2 separate regions of the Homo sapiens genome follow, and region 2 is linked to region 1. A link is a loop called in an ENCODE intact Hi-C map of the cell type or tissue named here. Cell type or tissue: MCF 10A. All regions are shown on one strand. Each heading gives the region's core, and the rest is flanking DNA. Links, peaks and the distances in the headings are about the cores only. Region 1 has its middle 29 kb from the start of PRP4K. Region 2 has its middle 25 kb from the start of FAM50B.

Region 1 (9,051 bases), core at 277-8,276:
TGCCATACCGAAAAGTATTTCTCCAAGACTTTTCTTTCTTGACTCTTCACTAAGACTTTCCCTCTTTGGCTTCTGTGGCAACATTCTCCCCTGCTTAGGCCTTCTGTGATAAAGTGCTGATGCTGAAGATGGAACAGCCTCCCAGAGCAGGAAAGGGGATCTTTTCAGGTAGCTGCAATGGTTTGAAAACAGTGTTGTCAAGTTACTTTTTCTCTTGCTGACTTCTCAGTAGTTACTCCTTTCCCGAGAGCCTCTATCAGTTTGCCTTTCTACCTAGTTCAGACTCTCTTAAAGTGGTTGGACTAATGTCACTGGTGGTTTGGGACTGGTGTCAGGTGGTTTCCATTGTTCCTGTTTGTTGTAATCAAAATGATCCTCTTGAGCCCTTTTCTCCCTCATGTTCCTTGTATATGTGAAACAGCACTGCTGTCCCTACTGTTACTCAAGCCAGACATGCAGACATCAGTCCAAATTCCCTCACGTTTGTCACCCAGTCCTTCTGTCTTTTAAATTGTTCACCGTAGCATCCAGTAGACTATTAAAATAGCGGAGTGGAAGTTGGGTTAAGAGGGAGATGTAGAGAGATAGTTTTCTCCTCAAGGAAAACCAGGGGAAATGGCCACAAAGATCCTTGAGGGAAAAAGGCCTGATTTAGAGAAAATCAGGTCTTTTTCTGATTTTTCTGATTACTGTACACAGTCAGTAAAGAAACAGAAGTAAACAAAAAACAAAGTTTTAAAGAAGGGTTAATTAACAGCATCAAATACAGTCCTGTGTGCAAGGAAAGTAAAGGAGAAAAAATGTAACTGCAATTATAAAAAAAAAAATCAATGAATTTATTTTGAGAGATCAGCTGCCGCAGTATGATGGGAACTGGATGTCAGAATATAGAAATCAAAAGGAAAATGATTATGAGGAAATGGTGGAGACTGCCATAAAGAACTCACCCATGGGGGAAAACAACAACAATAACAAGAGAAAGAGACAGCGAGTTAGAGCCCAGCAAGGGTAGCTGGGTGAAGGTATAGCTGTTATAATATTCACCTTGTTAAACTCTTAATATATCTAACAACTTGTCTATAGATTTATTTTTGTTTTCCATTAAAATAGTCATAAATCACCCTCTTTTTCCAATATAGGAGAGTCCAAAGGATATTCAGAAGTAAAGGGGAAATGCTAATATTGTCCAGAAAGGTAGCTGAAAAGTGCACATTTATCTATCTCCTTTCCCCAAAATGCACGGAAATGAACCAAAAGTAAAGAGAAAACCATCTGTGTTGAAACTAGGAAATGAAAATAATCTCATACTGAAGACCCTGAAAATTACCTGCAAACTATAAGGGAATCTGGGCCAAGCAAAAGAACTGCAAGTTGGCAGCATTTATCTATTCTGAGTAGAATGCTAATTTCAAAACTAAGTGAGAAGGCTTAGAAGCACCATGCACACTTGAACAGAAGACTGAAGGCCCTCAAAAAAATGAAAAGCACCTAGCAGAGGAACATGTGTACATCAAGAGTATCAGAACCGAGTAGAAAGTGGGATTGCGAGATTAAGTCATCTTTATCCTTTCTGACCCAGAGTTCCAGTCAGGAACACTCCCCAGGATTATTGGGCCTGCTTCTGGGCCATGGTGGTGGCGAACAAGGCCAGTGTTTAAGAGGATATGCTCTAGTTTTAGGGAGAAAGTATTTGGAGACAGCATGTGAGACTATCCACAGTCTGTTATTACCCATGCAGTTTCGAAGGGTAACGAAATAATAAACTGCCAACACTAATCTCTCCAGCACAAGTTCTAAGGATACTAATGTAGCTCCTAAGTAACTAAAGAGAAAGATAAATCCACATTGTTCCTAGATAGCATTTATTGGATAGAATTTCCTTCCTCTTCCTCTCTTCCTTCTTCCTTTAAGAACTAGGTATTAAACACATGGTATGTACCAGGCATTGTGCTAGACACTGGGAATCCTCACACAAAACAGGGCCTAGTGGGGAAAATACAAGTTAAAGTCATACAAGTGTACTAAGTAAGATAAGAGAGATGTTCAGGGCGCTATACCAACATCTCATAGATAGCCTTATGGTAGTCCAGAAGCTTTCAAATGAATAATGAGGACTAAAGAGCCAACAAGGGACCTATGAATTAAGTACATCAAAAAATGGCAGTGGACATGAGCATGATAAACAAAAGCCAGTGAATGCTAAGCTTTGGAAGAATTATCTCAGGGAAGAGAAGACATAAATTATCAAAGTCTTACAAGTCTTTTGATGTGTAAGCCTTCTCTTGTGTTAAATCTGTAATTTCCCTTGGGGCATACAGGGATTTAACTCTAGCTACTGGTCTATATACAGTGGAAGTGGTTGGGGATGTATAGAGGAATATTTACTTGCTCTTACAATGTAACTTCCTCATATAAAAAAGTGTATTAGGGCCAGGCGCAGTGGCTCACTCCTGCAATCCCAGCACTTTGGGAGGCCAAGGAGGGCGAATCATAAGATCAGGAGTTCAAGACCAGCCTGGCCAACATGGTGAAACCCCATCTCTACTAAAAATACAAAAAATTAGCTGGCGGTAGTGGCAGGCGCCTGTAATCCCAGCTACTCGGGAGGCTGAGGCAGGAGAATTGCTTGAACCAGGGAGGCAGAGGTTGCAGTGAGACGAGATCGTGCCACTGCACTCCAGAGCCCGGCTGACAGAGTGAGACTCCATCTCAAAAAAAAAAAAAAAAAAAAAAAGTGTATCAATTTCTTATAGCTGCCGTAACCAAGTGGCTTAAACAACAGAAATGTATTGTTTCACAGTTCTGAAGGCTGGGAATCAAAGATCAAGGTGTTGGGGCAGGGTGGGCTCTTTCTGGGGGCTGTGAGGCAAGGATCCGTTTCAGGCCTCTGTCCTTGGCTTGTAGAAAGCCATTTTCTTCCTGTGTCCCTGTACATTTACGCATATCTCCATGTACAAGTTTCTCCTTTTTTTTTTTTTTTTTCAGACGGAGTCTCGCTCTGTCACCGGGCTGGAGTGCAGTGGCGCGATTTTGGCTCACTGCAAGCTCTGACTCCCTGGTTCAAGCGATTCTCCTGCCTCAGCATCCCGAGTAGCTGGGACTACAGGCACGCGCCACCACGCCCAGCTAATTTTTGTATTTTTAGTAGAGACAGGGTTTCACCATGTTGGCCAGGATGGTCTTATCTCCTGACCTCATGATCCGCCTGCCTGTGCCTCCCAAAGTGCTGGGATTGCAGACGTGAGCCACCGCGCCTGGACAGTTTCTCCTTTCTATAAGCACAGCAGTCATACCGGATTAGGGCGCCCATCCATAACCGTCACCAAACAGAGGGTTAGTTGCTTGCTGCCTGCGTAGTCCAATTAACAAGAGCGAGGTCTGGCATAAAGAAAGCGGTTTCTTCCGAAGCTAGCTTGGGGAAGAGTCGTGAACGTTAGTCCTGCCTTTACATGTGACGTTTTGCTCCCAGAGCAGAAAGTAGGCACTTATCCAAGGCCGGGGAAGGAGTGAGCAAGGGCGAGGGGTCCCCCTGCTGGCCCAGTGCCTTAACTACTGGGTAGCTGAGTTGGTGCCTTCCTGGGCAGAAGTTATAAAAGTGGCCAAGTGGGCGTGCTTTTGACATGCCCTCCTGGTGGGTGGGAGTTCCAAGGCAACCCCTCCTAGAGGGTGAAGGTTCTGAGGCAGGCATGCTTTGGGGGCATAAGCCGGGGGAAAGGGGAGAGGAGAAAATAATTAAAAAATAAACTGAAAAATGAGAGTACTCAGTTACATAATGAACTCATTTTAACTTGATTCCCTCTTTACAGACCTTATCCCTAAATAAGGCTATATTCTGTAAACCAAAAATAAAATCTTAAGATCCGTCAGCCATCTGAATGGACTCCTCCTCTCTGCCAGAGCATTCCAAAGTTAACCGGAAAAACTGGTTCAGGCCATGATGGAAATGGGGGGGTCAGACATGGCTCGTTATACCATCCCCACTTATGGAATTCAGAAAGAGCCAACCAGCATTTAACATCAACACAGAACTTATGTCTAATAAGAAACATTTAGTCTATTCTCTCTGAGGCATGCTATCTGGAGGCTTCATTTGCATAATTTAAAAGTTGGTCTCCACAACCCCTATCGAAACCCAGACATTCTATTGATAACTCTTTTAACCAATTGCCTATCAGAAAATTTTAAAATCTACCTATGACCTGGAACTGCCCCTCACCCTCCATCTTTGAGTTGTGACACCTTTCCAGACCAAATCAATGTATATCTTACATGTATTTGATTGATGTCTCATGTCTCCCTAAAATGTATAAAACTAGGCTATTCCCCAACCACCCTGGGCACATGTTCTCAGGATCTCGTGAGGGCTGTGTCATGGGCATTGGTCACTCATATTTGGCTCAGAATAAATCTCTTCAAATATTTTACAGAGTTTGACTCTTTTCATCAACAATTCTGAGGTGCTGGGGGTCAAGACTCCAACATATGAAATTCGTGAAGCAGGGGACACAATTCAACCCATAACAAGGAGTTACATGTTTTTAAAAGAGAGGTAAAGCACAAGAAAACATATTTGGTCTTTGTGCCAGTTCCAGGTACATGGCTTCTAAAACCCTTGGAATCTCCCGTGTGATAAGATTATCTTCTGTATGATAATGAGCTGACTGGTGCCTGGGGTTGCCTGGATGGCCTCAGGATGAGGGTGGATTGATAAAAGACCTAGGCATCTTTAGAGGCTGGAACTTCTAGCCCCACTCCCAATCTCTTGGGACGGAAAGTTGAGTTAATCACCAATGGCCAATAACTTAATCGATCCAAGTCCACACAACAAATCCTCCATAAAAACTCCTAAAGAACAGGGTTTGGAGAGCTTCCGGGTTGAAAACTTGGAGGTACTGAGGGCTGGTGCACCCACAGAGGGCGTAAAAGCTCTCTGCCCCTCTCCCTATATCTTCTCTTCTGCATTTTTTCCATTTGGCAGTTCCTCAGCAGTATCTTTTTTTTTTTTTTTTTTTTTTTTTTTTTGAGACAGGGTCCTACTCTGTTGCCCAGGCTGGAGTGCAGTGATAACATCATAGCTCACTGGAGACGCAAACTCCTGGGCTCAAGTAATCCTCCTGTTAGCAGTGGCAAATCCACGAGTCTGCAGCAACCTCAATTCTTGCCTCCTTAGGAGAAAGAATTCGTTCGACTGAAGGGCATAAGGCAGAGAGAGAGATGGAGGTAAGTTTTAGAGCAGGCGTGAAAGTTTATTAAAAAGTTTTAAAGCAGGAATCAAAGAATGTAAGGTACACTTGGAAGATAGCCAAGCAGGAGTCTTGAGGAGTTCAAGTGCCCAGTTTGACCTCTGACTTGGGGTTTCATATGCTGGTATTCTGCATGTGCGGTGGCCTGCCAGCACTTAGGAGGGGGCCAATGCACAGTGTGTTTACTGAAGTTGAACAAATGCACATTGAGGCGTTCTTTCCTACAAGTTGAATGTTCCTAGAGGAAGGTCATATACCCGTTAAACTCTGCCATTTTGCCTTTGAGTGCACATGCTTGAGCCCACTCACCCAACTCCTGAGATCATATTGGGAAGCTGCTAGTCACCAGTTTCAGGTGTTTTCTATCTGTTGGGAGACTGCCTTTCCCTAGCACTGGCTGCAACCAATTATTATTTTAAAGAGACAGTTAACAACCACCTGACCATCACCTGATGGTTGCCTAACATTCCTGGTGGTGGAAGGACCCTCTTCTGCCCTGCTCACGTCTAACTACCTGCTCTAATACTCCCACCTCAACCTCCCAAGTTACTGAGACTATAGGTGTGAGCCACCGTGCCAGGCCTGAGCTGTTATCTTTTATAATAAAATGAGAATAATCAGTGCTTCAGGGCTTTGCTGAGTTCTGTGAGGCATTCTAGCAAATTATAGAAACTGAGGGGAAGGGGCCATGGGAACCCCCAAATTTGTAGTCACCTGGGCAGAAATGTGGATCACCTGGGCACCCCATTTACAGCTGACATCTGAAGTAGGGAAGTATTGTGGGACTGAGCCTTTAACTTGTAGGGGTGGATGCTAACGCAGGCAGACAGTATCAGAATTTAATTGAATTATTGGACATCCGGTTGATGTCTAGAGAACTGGAGAAATGGCTGGTGTTAGAACGGACATCACACATTTGGTGTCAGGAGGAAAACACCCTCGGGAGGATTAAGAGGAAGGAAAGGCTTTGACAAGCAGAGGAGGCTCAAGGCATTGAGTTCAGAGTACTCCATGGAGTCAAGGAGGTCTCCGAATCCTCTGGAGTGTCCCCATCCTAATTCACAAAGTCTTGGTTTTTCCTGATTAGGACTTGCACTTACACGACCTGGTGACTAACCAACAGAGTAACTGAATAACCCTACAGATCAATTTTTGAGTTTGGTTTTCAGTTACTTCAGCCTTAGGGTTTTCTGGTATTCTTGGTTTTATTTTTAGAAATAAAAAAAAACAACATAGACTTGAAGGACTTCAATAGCACATAAGAAAAATAAGTTGAATCAAAAGGATGAGAAAGGATTGAAAAAGACTAGAACAATCTTTATCAGAGAATTATTAACCATGTTAAGGGCCAGGCGCGGTGGCTCACGCCTGTGATCCTAGCACTTTGGGAGGCTGAGACAGGCGGGTCACCTGAGGTCAGGAGTTCAAGACCAGACTGGCCAACATGGTGAAACCTCATCTCTACTAAAAATACAAAAATTAGCCAGGTGTAGTGGCAGGCGCCTGTAATCCCAGCTACTTGGGAGGCTGAGGCAGGAGAACCACTTGAGCCCAGGAGGCAGAGGTTGCAGTGAGCCAAGACTGTACCACTGCACTCCAGCCTGGGCAATAAGAGCAAAATTCCATGTCAAAAAAAAAAAAAAAGAGAGAGAGACAGAATTATTAACCATTTTAACAGAAAATCAGAATCTGTAGACATGATATTAGAAATAGTAAGAGGGTTTAACAAGGTGGACAGGTATAAGGTCGTTATACAAAAGTCAACTGCACTTCTTTATACCAGAAGGGAGTCCAGATATAGACTCAAATATACAGGGCATATAAGTGTATGATAAAGGTGTCATCTCAAATTATGGGAAAAAGATTATTCAGTAAAGGTGTTGGGACCTTTGGGGAAAAAAATATACATCTGAATCATACATAAATTGCTGTCAGATATACCAAAGACTTAAAAAGAAATGAAATATAAAAGTATTATAAGAAAGAAAATTGTATCACATGGGGCTAGGGAAGGGCTTTATAATCATGGCGGAAAACCTAGACACCATATGGAATGATTAACAATTTAAAACTTCATTATAACATAACAAACAAAATCAAAGCAAAAACCCTCCACAAAGTTAAGAGATAAAAGACAATCCAAGAGGTGGGGGATTATCATAGTTTGTGATGTGCCTTTTATTGTGATTGAGCTCTGTTTGAATGCCACTTCTAAAACTGTGGAGCGGGCACAGTGGCTCGTGGCTGTAATCCCAGCACTTTGGGAGGCTGAGGCGGGCAGATCACTTGAGCTCAGGAATTCAAGACCAGGCCTGGGCAACATGGTGAAACCCTGCCTCTACAAAAAATTAGCTGGGTATGGTGGCAGGCACCTACAGTCCCATCCACTCAGGAGGCTGAGGCACTAGAATTGCTTGAACCTAGGAGGCGGAGTTTGCACTGAGCTGGGATCGTGCCACTGCACTCCAGCCTGGGTGATAGAGACATACCCTGTCTCAAAATAAAAATAAAAATAAACTAACTGTAAATTTGGGCAAATTCCTTAACCTCTCTGAACCCATTTTCCTTGTGTGAACATGAAAATAACACATTCCCCAAAATTAATGTGAGGATTAAATGGAATAATGTATGTAAAGTATTTAGCACAGAGCCTAGCATGCAGTAAGCATTCAATAAATGTAGGGGAGAAGACGTGCAATATTTGACAAAAACATTTATTATCAATTTATTTAAAATGCATGCTTTAAAAAGAGTAAAATATGTGAACAGTCAGCTTGAATAAGTAGAAATAATGGTGATTAATAATCACATTAAAAAGTGTGTAACTGGCTAGGCATGGTGGCTCACGCCTGCAATCCCAGCACTTTGGGAGGCTGAGTGGGGGGATCACCTGAGGTCAGGAATTCCAAACCAGCTGGTCCAACACGGTGAAACCCCATCTCTACTGAAAATACAAAACTCAGCCAGGCGTGGTGGCAGGCGCCTGTAATCCCAGCTACTCGGGAGGCTGAGGCACGAGAATCACCTGAACCTGAGAGGTAGAGGTTGCAGTGAGCTGAGATTGTGCCACTGCACTCCAGCCTGGATGACAGAGTAAGACTCTGTCTCAAAAAACAAACAAACAAAAGTGCATAACTTCTCAAATAGAAATTTAAAATAAAAGAACAAGATATATGACTGTATTTCTTAGGCAGTAATTTAAAATAAAAAAAAATTGATAATGCCTGAGCTAGTAAGAATGTAGTGAATCACTCTCTTACATTTTACTAAGAGTATCCATCGGTACACGTTTTAAGGTAATTTGTTGGTACTTATTAAAATGTAAATGTTCACAATTGCTTGCCCTCACAGTTTAATTTCTAAGAATTTTTCCTACTGAAATACTGATTTAAGGAAGCAAAATACATAGTATTTGCAAGGATGGCTAAAGAAAAAAACAAAACTACAAAAAATAAAGCATATCTACAAATGCTATTATGAAGATTCAAAATATATACCAGAACAAGTTGTATGTATGTATAGTATGAGCCTTTTATTGTAAAAAACAATAGTAACTATGACATATATGTTAATGTGTTCATAGAAAAATAATCTATGTCTAGAGGTTAAGATTACGGTTGTTTCACTTTTAGTATATTTTTATGTTTAAGCTAGAAGCTTCTATAAATGAATAGTAATTATATATTAGTAGTAATTTACAATTGAAACACTTTAGAGGGATACCAAAGTATGAGAGGTGGTTTTCTCAGGAAGAAGAGAAATGGCGTCTGATGTTCCAGCAGAATGGAGACAGACACCAGGCTGTCAA
Region 2 (9,051 bases), core at 719-8,718, 170 kb before region 1:
TTCGCTTACCCCTGCTTTTCTTCCTATATGTGGATGCTACAGACTCAGACTCAGGAGAGCATGGGAGGGAATCATTGTCTTCATTCCGCTACTTCAGTTTCCCAAGGTATTTTTGATGTGGGCTTAAGACACCACCTTTCCCTTCACCCCCATACAGATCTGGAAGCTTAAGGATCTACCCTGATTCTCAAACTGCAGCATATTAGAAGCAGCCCTCTATAGCTATGCTTCTGAAATCTTACTGTTCAAGTGAATCACCCAGGGGCCTTGTTGGTGTGGATTCTGACTGCACATAGTGGGCTGGCCTGAGAGTCTGCCTTTCTCACAGGTGCCCAGGTGATGCCCTTCTGAGGTCCATGAACAACACTGGGAGTAGCAAGGGTGGAGGGGGGCTGACTGAAGCACGGAACAGCGGGGCTCAGCCTTGGTTGTGTTGAAACGGCCTCTGGAGTGTCATAAGATGCTGATGTCTTGCCCCCATTCCCAGGAATTCTGACTTAATTGGTCTGGGTGTGACCAGGGGTGGGATTTCTAAATGTTCCCTTGCTGATTCCCACGTGCAGCCGGGGCTGAGGGCCCCTGCTGTGAACGATGAGTCCTGGCTCTTTGGAAAGGACCCCAGCCATGCAGCCAGCTCTCACCACATCTGCAAAGACTGTGCCAGACCCCTAGTAAGTGAGCTGTGTTAACCCCTTCAGTGCACGTGGAGCCAGCCAGAAGACTGCCGGAGAGCAGTGACTGGTAACGGCCAACGCCTGTGCTCCCAGCAAAGCAGGGCACAGGGAGGAGGCACGAAGGGCTGATCACAGCTATGTGGTCGGTCACAGGGCTGAGCCTCCCTCAGCCTCGACTTCCTCACCTGTGAATAGAGTCTTCAGGCTACCTTTGTGGGGTTGTCCGCCAAGTACCTGGCTCAGGTTAGAGACCCCATAAATGGGAGCTATTATCCATAAATAGGGCATCCGTAGACCTGAGCAGCCAGTTGCGGAGAAGTTGAGAGCAGCTGATGTCTGGGATTCACGGTCGCCAGTGTGAAAACCCTGCATGGGAAGCGATCCCTTCTGGTAAATGCGAGACCCTGCCGTTTTCCATGAGGGTTTAGAGGGTTTAGTGTTATTATTACCTACCGCTGCCCTGCCGTGAAGCCGGGGCCAGAATGGCTTCGTTTTAAAGACTCAAACGGTGAAAACCTAAGTATTTTAGAATTTAATGTCTTCTTCAGAAGGTACTCTTTCTGTGTTTTGAGGTGAGAGAATGTCATTTAAAAAAAAATAAAAGCAGGCTGGGCACGGTGGCTCACACCTGTAATCCCAGCACTTTGGGAGGCCAAGGCAGGTGGATCATGAGGTCGGGAGTTCGAGACCAGGCTGGCCAATATGGTGAAACCCCATCTCTACTAAAATACAAAATTTAGTTGGGCCTGGTGGTGCATGCCTGTAATCCCAGCTACTGGAGAGTCTGAGACAGGGGAATCACTTGAACCTGGGAGGTAGAGGTTGCAGTGAGCCGAGATCGCGCCACTGCACTCCAGCCTGGGGGGCAGCAAGACTCCGTCTCGGAAAATGAATAAATAAATAAATAAGCAAACAAAAAAATGGAGTGTGCTTTATTATATAATGGAGTATACTGAATAAACTCCATGCCACATCAACCAGAGACTAGTAAGACTGGGGATTTATTTGTTCATATTAAAAAGGCAACTTTGTATGCAATTCTCGGGAGGTTTGACTGCTCTGCTGCTCATGAAATGTGGATTGTCTGTCTCTTGGGAAAGACAATTCCAGCATCCAGGAGGATGGGGAGGGCAGAGGAGGGTGTTGTGGTGTTTGCTGGGTGGTGTGGCCCTATGAGAGTGGCACAGAGAGTGTGGCAGGAAAACAGGTGAAGGTGGACAAAGAGACAGACAATTCCAACGGGACCATCCAGAGTCCAGGGGATGTGGCTTCTGTACCCCAGCACCCCACACAGAGTCTTCTCACAATACCGTCTCTTTCTTTTCTGCTCTCTTCCTTCCTTTCTTCCCCCAGACCTATACTCTTTAAATTACAAAGCACCAAATATTGCATACATCTAAAAGTGAAAAATGAACCTCCTCTTTCTACCCAAGTCCATGAACAGTGGTTCTTATGGTTTAGTATGCAGAAGAACCACCTGGGGAGCTTGTAAATAAGACAGGATTCCTGCCACCCATCCCCAGAGGGTCTGGATTAGGGTCTTCATTGTTAATAGCCCTTAGCCCCCAGCAGTGATTCTGATGTTAGTGACCTTTGAATTCTGCTTTAAGGTATGTTGCCCGGAGCTGGCTGGTGCTGGCTGCTAGGGGTAGGGTGTGTGTCTTGTCTTGTCTTGTCTTGTCTTTTTTTTTTTTTGAGATGGAATTTTGCTCTTGTTGCCCAGGCTAGAGTGCAATGGCGTGATCTCAGCTCACCGCAACCTCTGCCGCCCAGGTTCAAGCGATTCTCCTGCCTCAGCCTCCCAAGTAGCTGGGATTAGAGGCACCCGCTATCACGCCTGGCTAATTTTTGTATTTTTAGTAGAGAAGGGGTTTCAGCATGTTGGCCAGGCTGGTCTCGAACTCCCGACCTCAGGTGATCCTCCCGCCTCGGCCTCCCACAGTGCTGGGATTACAGGCATGGGAGCCACCGCGCCGAGCTGGGTGTGTGTCCTTTCATATTTAGCCATGCTGACCTGAAGCACATGTGACCTGGTGCTATGTGACCTGGAGCGCTCACACACGGGACTACATTACATGTGATACATAGTTCTCCCTGTCTGGCCATGGACCGTAAGCCAGAGCCCATCTGTTATAAAACCTGCATTTGACTAGACAAATTAAGAGTAGGATTACAGAATCCTTATACACTGCTTTCTGCAATACCAGCCCGGGTGCTCTTGCTATCCGACAAAACCTGCCCACACAGAGTCAAACAAAGCCACTCCTCATTGCCAGTGATATGCTAGAGTTCTGGCTGGTCTTTATCTGCAGCTGGCAATAGATTAGGCTTCCTGCTACCCTACAAATAGCCTTTAACCTATTCCCCTGTGGTAATTAATATTTTGTGGTGAGCCAGTAACTGCACAGGCATGTTCCATGCCTGACCGGTCTGAATACCAGGATTCATTCCCTAATAGAGCCAACTGCATGGCCCCAGGGACTGAGTTGCATTGTGGAAAGAGTAAAGGTTGTGACGCCAAGTAGGCCTGAGTCCAACTGGGTGCCCCTTACACCAGCTGAATGTATGTGGTCAAGTCAATTAACTGCACACAGAGCCTCAATTTTTCACCTGTTAAATGGATACAGCAATGCTTTGCTCACAGTAATGGTCACGAGGGTTAAATGAAATGACACAGAAAGAACTTTACCCACAGTAAGCTTTCAGCAAATTCATTCATTTGGCAAGTATTTATTGAGTGCCTGTCTATTGCAACCTGATGGTTTGCTAGCCAGACTCTACTTCCCTTGGCCGTAGCAGTGCTGGACTGGGCCCTGGAGTGTGGTGTTAGCAGTGAGCAAACAAAAGAGACAGATATCCCTATTGATGGAGCTCACGGTCTGATGGGAGCCATCATTACTATCATTATTGTTCTGTGGTGATCTGTTGCTCTAAGATTGTAAATTGACTCAATCTTTGTGAAGGAAGGAAGTGAGGCAGCTAAGCGGGATTAGGAGGCGGGACACTCAGGAGACTTGTCTTGCACCAGGAATATGGATGTGCTCGAACCTTACTGGAATCCATCACAACCGGGATGTTGATGAATTCAGGTTTCCACATACAACTCATTAGATAAATGGCTAAATATAAGCCTGTCCTATACCAACCATAGTAGTCAAGCCTTGAAGAGGAAGCAAGACAGATCCCCTTGCCTGTGCTCACCTTTCTTAGTTGGGGAAATATTGAAGGGGGCGGCCCCTGGGTTCCCGACACCAAACTTGAAACCAGCCTGCTGAAGCTGACCCCATGGTCAACGAGATTCCGAAACCAAGTAATGCGCTGTAGAGGGATGTTTCCTGGGACTGCGCGGTTTTGTTTTATTGCATAAATTTCAAAGTATTTAACATGTAACCAAGAAATTGTTGTGTTCAGAAAATTGCAAAAGAAAACTCAAGAGAATAAGGCCTCCAGAAAAAAACAACAACAACAGCAACATGTTTTTAGGGTAATGAAGGCCAGGAAGAACAATTAATAATTATTAAATCAATGTTGAATTAGATTGTTATTTCAATTCTTGGTGTGAATGACTGAATCATAATCTAGTCACAAGTGATAGAAAAACTGTGAACTGAAAGCCAATTCCAAACTCAGCACGTTGAGATGTTCTGTTGTATTCAACGTGCTGATAAAGCCCTTGATGGAAAGGAAGATATATGGTATCTTGGTATGATATATGGTAAAAGATATATCTTTTACCAAGTTTTACTAAAAGAAAATTTATTTCTTCCCACTAAATAATGTGGACTAATGTAAAAATACGTATATTGGCTTGAAGAGGGGCTACCTTTGTAGCTGCCCTGCAACCCTCATATCTGGGTCGAACCCTGCTGGGTTGAGGTTCTGGACAGTCTGCGTGGGATAAGGTCTCAACAGATGGGGTTGAGACTCCCACTCACTTGGTAATTCTGAAAATGTAATCTAGTGTGTGTGCACTTGTTTATTATTTAAAATCACATTTAATGGCCAGGCACAGTGGCTCAGCCTGTAATCCTAGCACTTTAGGAGGCTGAGGCGGGTGGATCACCTGAGGTTAGGAGTTTGAGGCCAGCCTGGCCAACATGGTAAAACCCCATCTCTACTAAAAATACAAAAATTAGCCAGGCATGGTAGTGCATGCCTGTAATCCTGTCTACTTGGGAGGCAGAGGCAGGAGAATCGCTTGAACCTGGGAGGTGGAGGTTTCAGTGAGTCCAGATGGTGCCACTTCACTCCAGCCTGGGCAACAAGAGCGAAACTCTGTCTCAAAAAAAAAAAAAACATTTATTCAGCACCGATTCTATGGTACAAATTAGATGCAAAAATGAGCTGGCCTTGCCCTGCACTCACAGGGCCTACAGACAAGGAGACAGGGAACTAGAAGTCAGTGTGGTTCTGCAGGACCCTCTGAAATCTAACCTAGCTGCATGACCCAGCAAAGTCTGCAGGAAAACTAAGAACAGAGGCAGCCCTGCTGATGCATTATTTAGCCAGATTGCCCTCCCCACAGCCGCCAGCCAAGCATGTGTTCTGCCAAGGAGAGACAATTAGGTGGCCGCACTGTGGTAGGGCAGAGAGCTCTTGCAGCTCTGCATGAAATGGGCACTGAGGTGAGTGAGTACTTCCCTCTCCTGTTTTAGACCAAGGATCAGTCAACTTTTTCTGTAAAGGATCAGACAGTAACTATTTTGATGTATGTGTGCTGTGAGGTGAGTGCTGCAACGCCCCCCACCGCTCTGTCGTGGTAGTATGAGAGCAGCCGCAGGCACAGGTCACGGAGGGGCGCGGCTGTGTTCAGTAGGGCAGCATTCATAGAAAGAAGCCAGCAGCGACCGACGGGCCCTCGGGCTGCAGGTTGCGGACCCCTACTTGAGAGCCAGGCCAGTCCAAATTCCCAGTTGCCCTTTATTCACGGGGAACTATGTAAACATCAAGAGACTATTTTCCAAAACTCGTTTTTAAAAAATCTCAAGCACATAAAAACACATTGTGCTTCTCGGTGTTTGTTTTTCAGAAGTGTTTTTCCACTGGCATTTTAACTGAAGGGATTTGTTTCTTCTTTCATTTCTCCTGTGCTTCTTGGCGACAGAGTCTACATACCGACATTTCACCCTTTCCTCACCCTCGAGAGTAAGACTTCCAAGATTAAGTTTATTGTACTCGGGAGTTGGCCAAGCAACCACATAACTCCTGTCTGCTCCGAATCCTCAAGGCAGTGCCAGCTGCATTTTTCCAGGCCCGGACAGCATGCCAGAGGGGCAACGTCACAGCCCAGGCAGCCAGGCCTCCGTTTCCTGTCTCTTTCCTCCTGAAAGACACATGAATCATATCAGCTTTATCATTTGACTCGGAGCTCATTTCCCTGTTCCACAAACGCCTGGAGTTAGAGGCAGTGAGAGCCAAGTACAATGAAAACATGAAGTCCTGAGTTGCTTTCTCCCCTTAAGAATGGAACACATGTTCTCCCATCTCAAAAGAAAGCACCTCAGCTGGCTTAATTTGGAGTCTTTTGGCCTGAGCACTTGGCTCCTGGGTCAGACACTGGTGATCTCATCTGAAAAGCTGGGCCCTGCCTGTGCCCAAGGCGGGCAAGGTCCCAGCCATGGTGGCAGCAGGGCCCTTGTGTGCGTCCACCCCTGGCACACGTGGACTGTGTGCTTAGGGGCAGGTTTCTCCTGCAAGTAACCCTAGCTGAGTGTGAATGTAGACAGCAATCTGTGATCACATCACAACCTTTCCCTGAGCGTCTTACCATCCTTGCTCTGGAGTGAAAGGGCTAATAGGAAAGGAAAAGTCTAACAAAGAATTTGGACACATGAATTTGAAACTAAAATATCAATGACTTGTAAATACGAGGAAGGGATCGGGTGGGTCAGAGACAGGAGCTATCCAGATACTGCTCTTACCTGCTCACAAACACATATTGCTAAATTTATTGAGCACTTACTATGTGATAGACCCAGCTTTAAAAAGGACTTTACTTGCACTAACTCATTTCATCTTCACAACAATGCTGCCAGGTAGATAGAGTTGTTGCAGTTTTACAGATGAGGACATTCAGGTCCCAGGAGGTATCTTGCCTGAGGTCGGACAGCTAGCTAAGGTCAGAACCCAGATTGATGGCAAGGATTCTGAACGACTGTGAGTGTTTGTGTGCTGTGTGATCTAAGAGAATAACACGATAATAAGCAGATTCATTATTAAAAAGCATGTATGTGTTTCAGAAACTCCCTGTGTATTTTAGTATAATCATGTTCGGCATGATAAGATTAGACATTTATGTTTATTAGAGCCACACTAATGAAAATATACAACTGGCCAGGCATGGTGGCTCACGCCTGTAATCCCAGCACTTAGGGAGTCCAAGGCGGGTGGATCATGAGGTCAGGATTTCAAGACCAGCCTGGCCAAGATGGTAACACCCCGTCTCTACTAAAACTACAAAAATTGAACGGGCACGGTGGCTCACACCTGTAATCCCAACACCTTGGGAAGCTGAGGCGGGTGGATTACCTGAGGTCAAGAGTTCGAGACCAGCCTGGCCAACATGGTAAAACCCCATCTCTACTAAAAATGCAAAAATTAGCTGGGCATGGTGGCGCACGCCTGTAATCCCAGCTACTGAGAGGAGCTGAGGCAGGAGAATTGCTTGCGCCCGTGAGGTGGAGGTTGCAGTGAACCGAGATCGCACCACTGCACTCCAATCTGGCCAACAGAGCAAGACTCTGTCTCAAAAAAAAACATCAGCCGGGCATGGTAGCAGGTGCCTGTAATCCCAGGTAATCGGGAGGCTGAGGCAGGAGAATTGCTTGAGCCCAGGCAGCAGAGGTTGCAGTGAGCTGAGATCAGCCACTGCACTCCAGCCTGGGCAACAGAGTGAGACTCCATCTCAAAAAAAGAGAAAAAAGAAAATATACAACTCAATATATACACTATCTAACTGTGCATTCATGCAAATATTACTATTTAACACTCCTGGTTCATCTGTGTCCCAGGTTGGGGTCTGCATCCCTGGCTGGTCCCAGAACAGACCTCTGCAACTATAGATGTTATCACTTCATACGCTGGTCTTCTTGGGCTGCGATGTTGCTTTGACCAAGTAATGCTAAGTGTTTTCTAAAAACGTTGGTTAGGCCAGCCTTACCCACATTTAACTGGCTTTTCTGCATCTTCTTTAAATAATATTTTGAAAAAGTTTGTGAAAATTGAATTCTGATTCTCCCAGCATTTGTCTAACTAAAGGGAGGAGGTGTTTATTGGCCTGGAGGGTTGCAGAGGTCAGACAGTAGCTTACCTTAAAGTACTATGGGTCCCCCCTCAATTGGCCAATTAGCTTAGTGAACTCTGAGTTTCATCTTCCCATTCCATCTGCTTCCCTGATAGCTGTTCCATATCCTCTCAGGGAAGTAATCTGTGTTTAATTTTGACTTTAAATGAGAAACTGAAATTCACAAGTGTATGTTTTATACCTATTTTGTATTATGGCAAAATACCCATAATGAAATTTATCATCTTAACTGTTTTTAAGTGTACACTTCAGTGGTATTAAGTTCATTTACATTGTTGTGCAACCATCACCCCCATCCGTCTCCAGAACTTTCTCATCTTCCCAAACTGAAACTCTGTCCCAATTAAATAATAACTCCCATCCCCCACTCCTCTAACCCTTGGTAACTACCCTTTTACTCTCTGTCTCTGTCAATTTGGTTACTCTAGGCACCTCATGTAAGTAGAATCATACAAAATTTGTCCTTTTGTGACTCGCTTATTTCACTGAGCATAATGTCCTCAAGGTTCATCCATGTTGTCGCACGTGTCAGAGTGTCCTTTCTTTTTAAGACTGAATAATATTCCATTGTGCAGCTGAACCTCATTTTGCTTATCTATTCATCTGTGGATGGACGCTTGCATTGCTTCCACCTTTTGGCTGTTGTGAATATGCTGCCGTGAACATGGGTGGGTAAATACCTGGTTGAGTCCTTGCGTTCAGTTATTTTGGATATATACCCAGAAGTGGAATTGCTGAAACTGTATGGTAATTCTATTTCTAATTTTTTGAGGAACCACCATACTATGGTGTTTATTTTTTTAAGGGCTACATAGAATGGACAAAACTACGGTTGAGTCTAAAAGAAAGATAAAAATAAACCCAGGTTTCATGACAAATTTGAAGTAATTCACCAATGGGACTGCAGTTTTGCCTTTTCTTTCTCATTTATCCACTTATTTGAGAAGTTTTTGTGCAAGCTTCCTTTAAGGATCCGAAGTAGGGTCTACTATTATTAGCAGATAATGGGTATTATATTAAAGATTAAATAGTAAAGGAAGAAAGCTGTATGAGATGTGCTGTTTGGAGAAGATT

Evidence for each region. Hi-C counts contacts between places; a loop is a spot of excess contacts. Peaks named below come from ENCODE experiments on the same cell type or tissue, not always from the same donor. Only the 100,000 strongest peaks of a DNase experiment are listed, where the experiment ranks them.
Region 2: a loop joins it to region 1, with 5 times the contacts of the local background. A loop is called at or near these places in 5 of 110 quality-filtered maps.

The regions. Positions count from the first base shown.
Region 1 is chr6:3,987,492-3,996,542 of GRCh38, forward strand. No RefSeq gene overlaps it. Among named protein-coding and RNA genes, the nearest start is that of PRP4K, 29 kb to the right of the region's middle. RefSeq lists an enhancer at 3,256-3,755. In MCF 10A, for the core only: a CTCF peak has its summit at 3,533 (motif pointing left); a DNase peak (open chromatin) is centred at 3,510.
Region 2 is chr6:3,820,219-3,829,269 of GRCh38, forward strand. No RefSeq gene overlaps it. Among named protein-coding and RNA genes, the nearest start is that of FAM50B, 25 kb to the right of the region's middle. In MCF 10A, for the core only: a CTCF peak has its summit at 5,417; DNase peaks (open chromatin) are centred at 5,443 and 5,943.